Regions from separate parts of the Homo sapiens genome. Here region 2 is linked to region 1. A link is a loop called in an ENCODE intact Hi-C map of the cell type or tissue named here. Cell type or tissue: ascending aorta. All regions are shown on one strand. Each heading gives the region's core, and the rest is flanking DNA. Links, peaks and the distances in the headings are about the cores only.

The links. Hi-C counts contacts between places; a loop is a spot of excess contacts. Peaks named below come from ENCODE experiments on the same cell type or tissue, not always from the same donor. Only the 100,000 strongest peaks of a DNase experiment are listed, where the experiment ranks them.
Region 2: it touches region 1 in a loop (5-fold over the local background); 3 of 110 quality-filtered maps call a loop at or near these places.

Annotation. Positions count from the first base shown.
Region 1 is chr19:13,727,291-13,735,089 of GRCh38, forward strand. It overlaps a transcript of YJU2B not described here. Among named protein-coding and RNA genes, the nearest start is that of YJU2B, 17 kb to the right of the region's middle. RefSeq lists an enhancer at 4,525-4,574. In ascending aorta, for the core only: no CTCF peak of the experiment used is centred there; DNase peaks (open chromatin) are centred at 3,651 and 4,411; H3K4me3 peaks cover 1,676 bases; H3K27ac peaks cover 3,769 bases.
Region 2 is chr19:13,114,494-13,119,493 of GRCh38, forward strand. It overlaps TRMT1 (tRNA methyltransferase 1), which reads right to left and starts at 2,247. Exons shown (of 17, transcript NM_001136035.4): 1 at 2,160-2,247; 2 at 1,653-1,938; 3 at 1,504-1,559; 4 at 1,133-1,275; 5 at 786-973. The coding sequence starts at 1,906. It overlaps NACC1 (nucleus accumbens associated 1), which reads left to right and starts at 3,771. Exons shown (of 6, transcript NM_052876.4): 1 at 3,771-3,961. RefSeq lists enhancers at 2,241-2,430, 3,391-3,540, 4,816-5,000 and silencers at 3,581-3,780, 4,331-4,380. In ascending aorta, for the core only: no CTCF peak of the experiment used is centred there; DNase peaks (open chromatin) are centred at 2,288, 3,678, 4,078, 4,378 and 1 weaker place; H3K4me3 peaks cover 4,136 bases; H3K27ac peaks cover 1,851 bases.

The DNA of each region.
Region 1 (7,799 bases), core at 1,433-6,432:
TGGGAGGATGAGGCAAGCAGATCACGAGGTCAGGAGTTCGAGACCAGTCTGGCCAACATAGTGAAACCCCGTCTCTATTAAAAATTACAAAAAAATTAGCCGGGCGTGGTGGTGGGCACCTGTAACCCCAGCTACTCAGGAGGCTGAGGCAGGAAAATTGTGTGAACCCGGGAGGCAGAGGTTGCAGTGAGCCGAGATCGCGCCATTGCACTCCAGCCTGGGTGACAGTGCGAGACTCTGTCTCCAAACAAACAAATAATAACAATAATAATAATAATAATAATAATAATAATAATAATAATAAATAAAAGACACTAGTCCAATATTTCCAAAAACAAACAAACAAAAACACTAAGCTGTGGCTGGACGAGGCAGCTCATGCCTGTAATCCCAGCACTTTGGGAGGCCAAGGCAAGAGGATCACTTGAGGAGTTCAAGACCAGCCTGGCCAACATGGCGAAACCCTGTCTCTACTGAAAATACAAAAATTAGCCAGACGTGGTGGCAAGTGCCTGTAATCCCAGCTACTCGGAAGGCTGAGGCAGGGGAACCGCTTGAACCCAGGAAGCGGAGGTTGCAGTGAGCCGAGATCGCACCATTGCACTCCAGCCTGGGTGACAGGACGAGACTCCATCTCAAAAAAAAAAACTAAGCTGTTATATAACAGAGACCCAAGAATGTAGCAGTTTCAAGAATATCCAAGAATGAAGTCATTTTGGACTGGGGCCCACCTTAATGACATCATTTAACTTGGTAATATCTGCAAATAGATTTCCAAATCAGGTCTCATTCACAGACACTGAGGGATAAGACTTTGACATATCTTTGAGGGGACACAAGGTAACTCCTAACAGCCATCACCTCGAGCACTGTCCCCGTTGCAGGGTTGATGCTGGGATGGAGGAATGTCCCTGTTTCTACTCCATGGAGGAGAAAGAGCACAGAGTAGCCCACACTTGGTGTTAGAAGGCCCGTACCCAGAAATGCCATGCCTCATCACTGTTCATTTTTCACTGGACGGACGGTGCCCTCCATGGCTACACCTGGCTACAATGAAGGCTGGGACAAGTAACCCTTAACTGGGCCACCATGCAAGGTGAAACAGCACCACTGCTATGCAAGCAAAAGAAAGCAAACTTTGGTCTGGGCACGGTGGCTCACGCCTATAATCCCAGCACTTTGGGAGGTCGAGGAGGGCGGTTCACGAGGTCAGTAGTTCGAACCCAGCCTGATCAACATGGAGAAACCCCATATCTACTAAAAATACAAAGGGCGTGGTGGCATGCATCTGTAATCCCAGCTACTCGGGAGGCTAAGGCAGGAGAATCACTTGAACCCAGGAGGCAGAGGTTGCAGTGAGCTGAGATCGCTCCATTGCCATTGCACTCCAGCCTGGGCAACAAGAGTGAAACTCCGTCTGAAAAAAAAGAAAAAAGAAAGAAAGCAAATTGTACGATGCCAGCTTCCCCTAATCTGAGCGTCTTACATAACCATGCCACATTTGTCAAAACTATGATATTAACATTGGTACAATACTATTAAGTAGACTTCATTCAATATCACTGTCTTTTTTGGCCAGGCCCGGTGGCTCACGCCTGTAATCCCAACACTTTGGGAGGCCGAGGCAGGCAGATCACTTGAGGTCAGTTCAAGACCAGCCTGGCCAACACGGTGAAACCCCATCTCTATTAAAAATACAAAAATTAGCTGGGCATGGTGGCACAAGCCTTTAATCCCAGCTACTCTGGAGGCTGAGGCAGGGGAATCGCTTGAACCCAGGAGGTGGAGGTTGCAGTGAGCCAAGATCATGCCATTGCACTCCAGTCTGGGTGACAGAGCACGACTCTATCTTGGGAAAAAAATAATAATAAATTTTTTTTAAATAAAATTAAGGGCAGGGAGTGGTGGCTCACGCCTGTAATCCCAACACTTTGGGAGGCCAAGGCAGGTGGACCATGAGGTCAGGAGTTCGAGACCAGCCTGGCCAATATGGTGAAACCTCGTCTCTGCTAAAAATACAAAAATTAGCCGGGCATGGTGGCATGCACCTGTAGTCCCAGCTACTCAGGAGGCTGAGGCAGAAGAATCGCTTGAACCCGGAAGGCGGAGGTTGCAGTCAGCTGAGATCGTGCCACTGCACTCCAGCCTGGGCGACAGAGCGAGACTCCATCTCAAAAAGAAAAATAAATAAATAATAATAACAATAATAATAAAATAAATTAAATTAAGTCTCTTGCTCACAAGAGGATAAATGATAGGCATGGTTTCAACATGCTTTTCTAATAGCAATGAGATGGGACATTTCAACTCTTTAGACACTTTTCCCCTTGGCTGTATATTTTTGTGCCACTTCCTGGAATTAAGAGCATATTGTGGGCCAGGCTTAGTGGCGCACGCCTGTAATCCCAGCTACTCGGGAGGCTGAGGTACAAGAATCACTTGAACCTGGGAAGAGGAGGTTGCAGCGAGCCGAGATCACACCACTGCACTCCACAGCCTGGGAGACAAAGTGAGATCAGTCTCAAAACAAACAAACAAACAAACAAACAAACAAACAAAAAAACGTTAAAATGAAGGCTATAGTTTAGATTCATCCCCCCCACCCAAGGCCAACCACCCATAACCACACAAAGTTTGTCATCTTGATTCCCCTGAAATGCTAGCTCTAATCATAAATGAAACATGAAAATGTAAGTTTTACATCCTTGTCAGCATGATTCAGTGAAATTAAACCAATCGGCTGTAGACAAATGAGCTTAAACGGGTCTATTTGCCTTAAAAAGAAGTTAATGTAAAACAGCCAATCACAAAAAAGCTCAAAATACTTCCTCCTTTATGCCTTATAAACTTGCCCTAACTGCTGTAAGAGAACTTCTTACCACTTGATTTGACATCTCCTGAATCAAGACTTGCTGTATGACAAAGAACTTTTAATTTTTTTCTAACTGTATCTGATTTTATATATGTATGTATGTATGTGTGTGTGTGTGTGTGTGTGTGTGTGTGTGTATATATTTGTTTTGTTTTGTTTTGTTTTAGACAGTCTTGGCCTATCATTGAGCTGGAGTGCAGTGGCATGATCTCGGCTCACTGCAACCTCTGCCTCCTGGGTTCAAGTGATTCTCAAGCCTCAGCCTCCCGAGTATCTGGGATTACAGGTGCCCACTACCATGCTGGGCTAATTTTTGTATTTTTGGTAGAGATGGGCGTTCACTATGTTTGCCAGGCTGGTCTCAAACTCCTGACCTCAGGTGATCCACCCGCCTCGGCCTCCCAGAGAGCTGGGATTACAGGCGTGAGCCACCGCGCCAGGCCTGATTATATTTTTGACACTAAAAGTATCGTATGCAGGAAGACAGCTGGCACACACGGAAACTTCATGCAAATAGAATGAAGTATGCTCTCTAAAAGACAAATTAGAAGAAGGTGCCCTATCCTCCAACTTGGAGAACACAGCCTAGGCCGGACTTCAGCCCCATTCTCATGCCCTCGGCCAGGCACACTTGTTCAGGGCACAACCTGCACAATCGTACACAGTGGCCCTGACTATGTCTGTATGCAACTACAAAAACAATAGGCCGGACGCGGTGGTTCACGCCTGTAATCCCAGCACTTTGGGAAGCCGAGGTGGGCAGATCACAAGATCAGGAGTCCCAGAACAGCCTGGCCAATATGGTGAAACCCCGTCTCTACTAAAAGTACAAAAATTAGCCGGGCATGGTGGCGGGCCCTTGAAGTCCCAGCTACTCGGGAGGCTGAAGCAGGAGAATTGCTTGAACCCGGGAGGCAGAGGTTGCAGTGAGCCGAGATCGCACCACTGCACTCCAGCCTAGGCGACAGAGCAAGATTCAGTCTCAAAAAAAAAAGTGAAGAGAAAAGAGGATCCGGTATCCAAATGTGTTTTATATAAAATGAATCGTTTTCAGTGCACTGAGGAAGTTTTCTATTTAAAGAAATCCTGCTGTGAACTCTTTTGTGAAGAATGCTTTCCTAATGGAATTAGTCACCACTGAGTCATTTCTGCAAACTTCAGGTTTGCGGTTTTGCCTAAGCAAGATCTGGCCGGAGAAGTGAGATAAATTATAGATGTCGCTAATAAATTACAGATTACTCAAAGGCAAAAGAGGAAAGAAAAAAAAAAATTGACTCGTGTATATGAACCGAATTGAGTCAGGGGTCTCCACCGGCGCTTAATCATGGCCGAGATCCTCCTGCTTCTGCCTGTCCTTTGGTAGACACACGCTACAAGTCAGCTTCTGTCCATCGAGGAAGGGAACGAACTAACAACAAAGAACAATTAAGAGAAGGTTGGCCCCGTGAAAACAAGGGACCATTGAAGAGCGAGTAAAGGCTTGGCCACGTTCTGGCCCCGCCCCACCCCGGTCGCCCTGACAACAGCGCCGGCGTCTGGGCTGAGCTTCGGACTCGCAGCCAGCCTCCCACAGGCCACCGCGCGCGCTCACTTGCGCATGCGCCTCGGAGCTGGCTTCAACCAGCGAAGGCTGAACCCGCTTCCAGGGTCCTCGCCGAGCTGGGAGTTAGGATCCGAGGGGGCCAAGAGGGATAAGAAAACTTCTCTGGGTGCCCACGTGGTACTGAGCGCCCTTGGGAGGGCTCTGGAGAAGACCATCGCCTTCCAGGGTAGCTCCCTCCCTCAAAGGTTTGAGATCATGGTCCAGTTCTCGGGTCTCCCAGCCTCAGTTTCCCCATTTGTAGGAAAGGCGTTCACAGCCTCTATCTCAGAGGAGGCTTTGAGGATTCAGAGAGCTCAGAAGAGGGTAGGCTTTGTGGTGAGCGCTGGGTAGGACTTCGGGGTGGGAGTGGTGGGCTGAAGAGTCCCCGACAACAGCCCGAGGAAGTATTATTATTGTTCTTATTTTACAGGGAAGGAAACTGAGGTCCAGAAAAGTTATGACTCGCCCCAAGGGGATTGCCTGGCAGGACGTGAAGGGGAAGAGGCCCACCCTGGAGTAACCCTCACTGGAGAATCCAGAGGTGAGATGAGCCTTGTACCTATCTCAGCAGAGGGAGTAGGATAATATTTAAATATTAAGGGTGGGGAGAAGGAATGAAGGCAAGAAATAAAATGCCCAAAATGCCCCAAACGCCATCCGGACCATAAAAGTGATGGCGATAGTGTTGGACTTAGGAGCTCAAAGATGCTAACCTTGACAGGCCTGGTGGCCCAAGTCTGTAGTCTCAGCTACTTGGAAGGCTGAGGCAGGAGGATCGCTTTAGCCCAGGAGTGCCAATCCCTCCTGGGCAACATAGTGAGATCCTTGTTTCCTTAAAAAAAAAAAAAAAGTGCATACTTTCTTTCTTTTTTTTTTTTTTTTTGCGACAGAGTCTCACTCTGTTGCCCAGGCTGGAGTACAGTGGCACGATCTCGGCTCACTGCAACCTCTGCCTTCCCGGTCCAAGCAGCTCTCCTGCCTTAGCCTCCCAGTAGCTGGGACTACAGGCATGCACCACCACACTCAGCTAATTTCTGTATTTTTAGTAGAGACCGGGTTTCACCGTGTTGGCCAGACTGGTCTCAAACTCCTGACCTCAAGTGATCCACCTGCCTCTTCCTCCCAAAGTGCTGGGATTACAGGCATGAGCAACTGCACCCGGCATAAAAAATGCATACCTTTTGAAATTTTTTTTTTTTTTTTGAGACGGGGTCTTGCTCTGTCACCCAGGCTGGAGTGCAGTGGCGCGATCTCGGCTCACTGCAAGCTCTGCCTCCCAGGTTCACGCCATTCTCCTGCCTCAGCCTCCCGAGTAGCTGGGACTACAGGTGCCCGCCACCTCACCCGGCTAATTTTTTGTATATTTAGTAGAGACGGGGTTTCATGGTGTTAGCCAGGATAGTCTCGATCTCCTGACCTCGTGATCCACCTGTCTCGGCCTCCCAAAGTGCTGGGATTACAGGCATGAGCCACCACGCCCGGCCTTGCTGGAAAATTCTTAAGCCCACCTGGCATCTCCATCTTAGTCAAACGGCCCACCAACTTCCTGTTCAAACTGAGCTATTTTGATTTCTGAGTTTGTTAACCTTGGCACTACTGGCATTCGGGGCCGGATCATTCTTTGTAGTGCAAAGGCTGTCCTGTGCACTGTGAGAAGTTGAGCAGCATATCCAGCCTCTGCTCATTAGACGCCATAGCCAGGCACGGTGGCTGACGCCTGTAATCCCAGCACTTTGGGAGGCCGAGGTGGGTAGATCACCTGAGGTCAGGAGTTCAAGACCAGTCTGACCAACATGGAGAAACCCTGTCTCTACTAAAAATACAAAATTAGCTGGGCGTGGTGGCACATGCCTCTAATCCCAGCTACTCGGGAGGCTGAAGCAGGAGAATCGCATGAACCCAGAAGGTGGAGGTTGTAGTGAGCCGAGATCATGCCATTGCACTCCAACCTGGGCAACGAGAGTGAAACTCCATCTCAAAAAAACAAAAAACGAACATTAGACGCCATGAACACTCCCTCCCAACCCAATTTGTCACAACCAAAAATGTCTGCAGACATTGCCCCTGAAGGGGTGAAGATGGCTCCTATTGAGAAACACTGGCCATGAGCCAAGAATTAAAAGAGAGAAATCTGTTAGTTTTCACTAAATAGATTTGAATTCTTTATTTTATTTTATTGTTTTTGTTTCATTTTATTTTGAGAGGCAGGATCTCACTCTGTCCCCCAGGCTGGAGTACAGTGGTGCAATCATGACTCACTGTAGCCTCCAACTCCTGAGCTCAAGGGATCCTCCCACTTCAGCCTCCCTAGTAGCTGGGACTATAGGCATGCACCACCCTGCTTGGCTAATTTTTGTATCTTTTGTAGAGACAGGGTCTCACTATGTTGCCCAGGCTAGTCTCAAACTCTTGGCCTCAAGAGACCCTCTCACCTCAGTTTCCCAAATTGTTGAGATTACAGGCGTGAGCCAGCACGCCTGGTCTTGAATTCTTTAACCATTGTCCTCTACCAGAAAGTATACACTATATTAATTCTCTCACTGTAGAGATTGTTTTTTTTTTTTTGAGATGGAGTCTCGTTCTGTCACCCAGACTGGAGTGCAATGGCACGATCTTCACTCACTGCAACCTCTGCCACCGGGTTCAAGTGATTCTCCTGCCTCACCCTCCCAAGTAGCTGGGATTACAGGGACACACCACCACGTCTGGCTATTTTTGTATTTTTAGTAGAGACAGAGTTTCACCATGTTGGCCAGGCTGGTCTTGAACTCCTGGCCTCAAGTGATCCGCCCGCCTCGGCCTCCCGAAGTGCTGGGATTACAGGCGTGAGCCACCGCGCCCGGCCCTTTTTTTGTTTGTTTTAAGACAGGTTCTCACTCTACCACCCAGCCTGGAGTGCAGTGCTGCAAACATAGCTCACTGCAGCCTCAACCTCCTGGGCTCAAAGGGTCCTCTCACCTCAGCCTCCCAGGTAGCTGGGATTACAGGTGTGCTCCACCATGCACAGCTAATTGGTTTTTGGTTTTAGTTTTGGTTCTGTTTTGTAGAAGTGAGGCCTCACTTTGTTGCCCAGGCTGGTCTCAAACTCCCTGGGGCTCAAGTGATCCTCCCACCTCAGCCTCCCAAAGTGCTGGGATGGGCACAAGCTTCTGCACCTGGCTAAGATTCTTAAAATAGCCAGATTTTCTGGAAACTGGTTGACCCAGTTGGATTATATGAAACACAATGGATGATTGTAATCAACAGTTCAACTGAGTGGAACTAGCCCTGGCCAAGGATCAGGAGATCTTAGCAGGGCACAGCGGCTCATGCCTGTAATCCAGCACTTTGGGAAGCCTAGGCGGG
Region 2 (5,000 bases), core at 1-5,000, 610 kb before region 1:
ATCTCTACTATAAATACAGGTGGGTGTGGTAGCAGATGTCTGTAGTCCCAGCTACTCAGTCGGGAGGCTAAGGCAGGAGAATCACTTGAACCTGGGAGGCGGAGGTTGCAGTGAGCCAAGATCACGCTAGTGCACTCTAGCCTGGGCAACAGAGCGAGACTCCGTGTCAAAAAATAAATAAATAAATAAAAATAAAAATTAGCCAGGCGTGGTGGCACGTGCCTGTAATCCCAGCTACTCGGGAGGCTGAGGCAGGGGAATGGCTTGAACCCGGGAGGCGGAGGTTGCAATGAGCTGAGATCGTGCCACTGCACTCCAGCCTGGGCAACAAGGGCGAGACTACATCTCAAAAAACAAACAAACAAGCAAACAAACAAAAAAAGGCTGTGAGCCCCACAGGCTATAGTTTGCCAACTCTTGCGAAGGTCACCAATTTTGCATGTTTTGTTTCCTGATGCATTTCCAGTTCTTGAAAACGGTGCCTGACACATAGCAGACACTGGATATACTATGGCTCATTTGAATGAATAAAAGGAGTGTAAGAAGTTAAAACAGAGACCAGGATGCTACTTATTTCTGGCACAGAGTATGGATCATACCATAATTATCTATTACTCATCACAGCAACCCCTGTAAAACTAATTTTCTCAGTTGACAGACAAGGAAACTGGGGCTCAAAGAGGCTAAGTCACTCACTCAAGGTCACAGAGTGAGAATGTGACAGAGCCAGAATTTGACCCCAGGCAGGCTTGTCCCAGAGCTAGGCTGTGATGCCCAGAACCTACCGGGCATCTGCTTGGCTCGGCTGTACCAGGTGGGCCACGTCATTGAGCTGGACATTCCGGCGTATGAGATCCACAGCCCGGGTGGAGGCATCGTTTGCAACCACAGATCTGAGCCCAGGCACCTCTAGGGCAAATCGAATGGAACGTAGGCCTGAAGCTGCCAGGCCTTCCAGCACATGCAGGCCTTCCTGTTGGAGTAAGCAGAAAACCTCCCTCACATCTCCACCTCCATCCTCTTCTGGGCCCCAAGGAGCCCCCACCACCCACCTCCTATAGCTCTCCCCCTCCAGGAGCCCTCTGTCTCCCGCTAAATTCCAGGGCTGCCAGCTCCTATGCTCAGGCCCCACCTCACAGATCTCCCCCACGGCCGCTGTGCGAGGTTGGTCTCCTGAGGCCAGGTTTTCACTCTCTTTCAGTTCAACCTTTTCCTCCTCTTGCTCTGACAAGTCCACGACCACTTTTTGCGTGTCCTTCTCTCCTGGAACCTTGACTGCAGCCACCCAGAGGCACAAGTCAGAGAATAACAAGGTCCCCTCTGAGAAACCTCCCCTTAATCTCCAAAATATCGTCCCTGAAATCCCTGCGGAAAGGCTGAAGGAGCAGAACCCAGGGCCTGCTATGTGGCTGAAGCCCCTCTGGATTTGGGCGGCAGAAGAGCCCAGGCAGGGAGATAAACTTGTGTGACCCCCGCCCACCAGAAGCCTGGACCTCCACTCACTCTGGATTCCTTTGGCCCCAAGCTGAATGCGAGCAAACTCGGTGATCACAGCACATCTGGTGGGAGACAGAGGACTAGCTCATACCCCGCCCCCGCCATCCACACTGACCCACTAGCCGATGCCAGGCTAACGTCTGACCCCTGCTCACGTCAGGTCCCGATTGAATTCCTGCACCGGGTTATAAAAGACCTCGTTGGCACTGGGAAAGGCGATTTTGGCAGCCCCCTCGGTGACTGTCGTCTCCTGGACTTCACGTGGACGTTCTTCTCCGTAGGGCCCGGTGCCGTTCTCCATCGCTGCTGTATTCGGCAGCCCTGGAGACTGCCACTCGAAAAACCGGGCTCTAGAGAGCACCCGGGCGGAGCGGAAAGTGAGGCTTAGCCACAGAGACGATCCTTGCATGAGACATCCGCTGGCGCCTCCGCCCGCCAAGCCTGGTTCGGGGGGCGGGGGAGGGCACAGAGAGGGTCAGAGAGCCGCATTCCGGGCCCGGGGATGTCCTACATATCTATGAGGTAGGGACTAGGAAAACCTGCGGCCTCGGTAAGCTGATATCCCCTCGTTTTGGGGATGACTGGTCCCTGTGGAGCCGATGCCCTCGTGCAGGCCCGCCCCGAGTCCGAATCCCTCCCCGCGCTGCCTAGCCCGTCCTCACCTGCTCTCGTAGCCACAGAAAACCGAATTAGTCAAGGTGCACGTTTCCCGAATTAGGACCTGGGCGCCGCCATGTTGGCACAGTGGGTGGGCGAATCACATGATAGTGGTTGGCCAGTCAATGAGGAAACGTACGGTGGGCGGCCGGGATCAAAATGAAAGCCATAAAGGAAGCGCGCTGATCGTGCTGTTCCGGGGGTGTTAATCACAGTGGATCCCCTGGGAGAGGACACGTCCCTAGTCCCATTTCACAGATGAGGAAGTTGTGGCTCAGAAAAGGGGCGGTAAGCGGAGAAACCCAACACTTATTGGTCCTCTTCTGTGTTCTGGGTGCTATATACACATTATTTCAGAGCACCCTGCAGGAATGACTCAGGCTCTGGAGTTGGATTTACCGGGTTTGAATCTCAGTCCCATCACATGCTCTGGGCAGGTTACTCCCGCGGCTTCACTTTTCTTACCTATTAAATGAGAATCGTGGTTTCTCAGATAGAGCAAAGATTAAATGACAGATTCCTGGAAAGTGTGCAAAGAACCACTCTAACATTGTAAGCGCTCGGTAAAGTTCTAACCAGTGTATGAAGGCAGGACAGCGAAGTGGTCCCGGCTACCTGGGTTCCAGTCTCAGCTCGCCCTGCGACTTGTTAACTCTGAACTTAAGTTACCGCTTTTGCAAAATGGGCAGAACTTTTTTTTACCATTTGTTACTGGGTTGTAGTGAGAAGTAAACGAGTTAGTGCAGGTAAAATGCTAACAGAACCTAGCATCCGGTAAGCATCATAAAAGTCTTAGGTCTTATTGTCGCTTTTGAGCCTGTGTTTAAATCCTGGCACCTACCATCACTTCCTTGCTGTGTGATGATCTTGACCAGCTTTCTTCATTTCTCTGTGCCTCCTTTTCTTTCTTTCTTTCTTTTTTTTTTTTTTTTGAGACGGAGTCTCGCCCAGGCTGGAGTGCAGTGGCATGATCTCGGCTCACTGCAACCACCGCCTCCCGGGTGCAAGCGATTCTTCTGCCTCAGTCTCCCGAGTAGCTGGGATTACAAGCGCATGCCATCACGCCCGGCTAATTTTTGTATTTTTAGTAGAGACAGAGTTTCACCATATTGGCCAGGCTGGTTTCGAACTCCTGACCTCAGGCGATCCACCCACCTCGGTCTCCCAAAGTGCTGGGATTACAGGCGTGAGACACCGCGCCCAGCTGCCTTTATTTTCTATAGTGTGTCTGTAGCAGTTCTCACTAAAAAATGTTACTGTGTAGTTTAAACGAGCTAATTCCCATAAAGAATGTAACGCAGTGCCTGCCACAATAAACAGCAGTCATTATTGTTTTTGTTTTACAGGAAACTAAAGTTCGGAAAGGTAGAGCGACTTGCCCAAGGTCGCGGGACTAGAAGGTGGCGGGGCCAGGATTCGAACCATCGAGCTGAGCCGACGTACTGGCGAGGATCCCCCAGGGGCATAGAGAGGAGACGGAGCCGGTTAGAAGGGGCGCGCTCGGAGCTCGGCTGGCCTCGCCTGGAGGGCGGGGCCCGAGGGCGGTGCGCGGGCGGGGCCGGGGCCGCTCCTCCCTGGCCTGGCTGCGGCGGCAGCGCGGCTTGCGCTCGCTCGGCGCTCGGCTGGGGCGGCCTGGCCCACAATGAATGGCCGCCGCGGCTGCCGCTGCTGCTGAGGCGGAGGCCGCGGAGGCCGCGGAGGCGGAGGCCGAGGCCCCGGCGCAGCGGGGCGCGCCCCGGGCCCAGGCCCGGCCCCAGCCGCCGCTGCGGAGCCCGCCGGGACCCCCCGGAGCGCGGCCACGGCGCAGGTGAGGCGGCCCGCCTCAGGCCCGGTTCCGGCCTCCTCCAGCCGGGGCGGCCCGAGGGCTGAGTGGGGAGGGCCTGGGTGCTTTCTCGGACCGAGGAGGAGCCGGGCCCGCAGCCTGCACTGTGCCCGGGCAGGCGAGTGTGTGGAGGCCCAGCTACCGCGGGCGGCCTTGAGCGTCCAGCCCGAGCTTCAGGGCTTGGGGGCGGCAGGATCGTACCTGGACCGCTCCCCCGTCTCCCAGCGAGGGAGGGGGCCAGGTCGGGCCGGGGCAGGTACCGGGGATCCGGGGAAGTTGGAGGGTCCGAGGCGGAAAAGTGAGGAGGTTCTCGTGGATGCCGGAGGGGGAGGGGGAGGGGGAGGAGGAGTCGGGCTCCGGCCAGGCCGAGTGGGGGAGGAGAGGAGAGCGGCGCGGCCGGAGGGGGGCGGGGAGGGGCCGGGCCTGCAGGTACCGCCTGGGCGCTGGAGGAGGTGGGTGGGTCAAGTTACAGGCCTGGGGGCGGCTGAGGAGAAGCCCAGGAAGTGGGGCACGGCGGGTGTGGGCGGAGTTACTTCGTGTGGGGGCGGATAGGAGATCCCAGAGATGTTTTCCGGGGGTCACATGAGGTCAGGACTCAGATGTGGGGAGGGGGAGGCTAGATGTGGGGGCGATCAGGTAAGGTGAGGGACTGCTGTAGGAGTTTTGGGAGTCGAGAGAGCAGAGCCTTTTGGGCTAGGCTAGGGGGGATGTGGGGGCAGGTCAGGAAAAGCTGGTGTGACCAGAAGGTATATACTAAGATGCGCCCCCCACCGCCCCCAACTCAAGTGTTAAGGGGTTCCGTCTTTCTCACACCTCATCCCTGAAGCCTCTAGAGTCCTGACCCTACCCCTTGGGCAAGCCTCTGCCAACTGTTCAAAGGCACTGGCCAGTGGGTGTTTGTGTGGGCAGCTGGAGACAGTCTGGAACACCTAGCTTAGGCATCTTGTTTATCACAAGGTGGCCCTTGCCCACCCCCACCTTATATATCTACAGGGAGGCAGCCCAGCAGACGTTACCTGGGTAT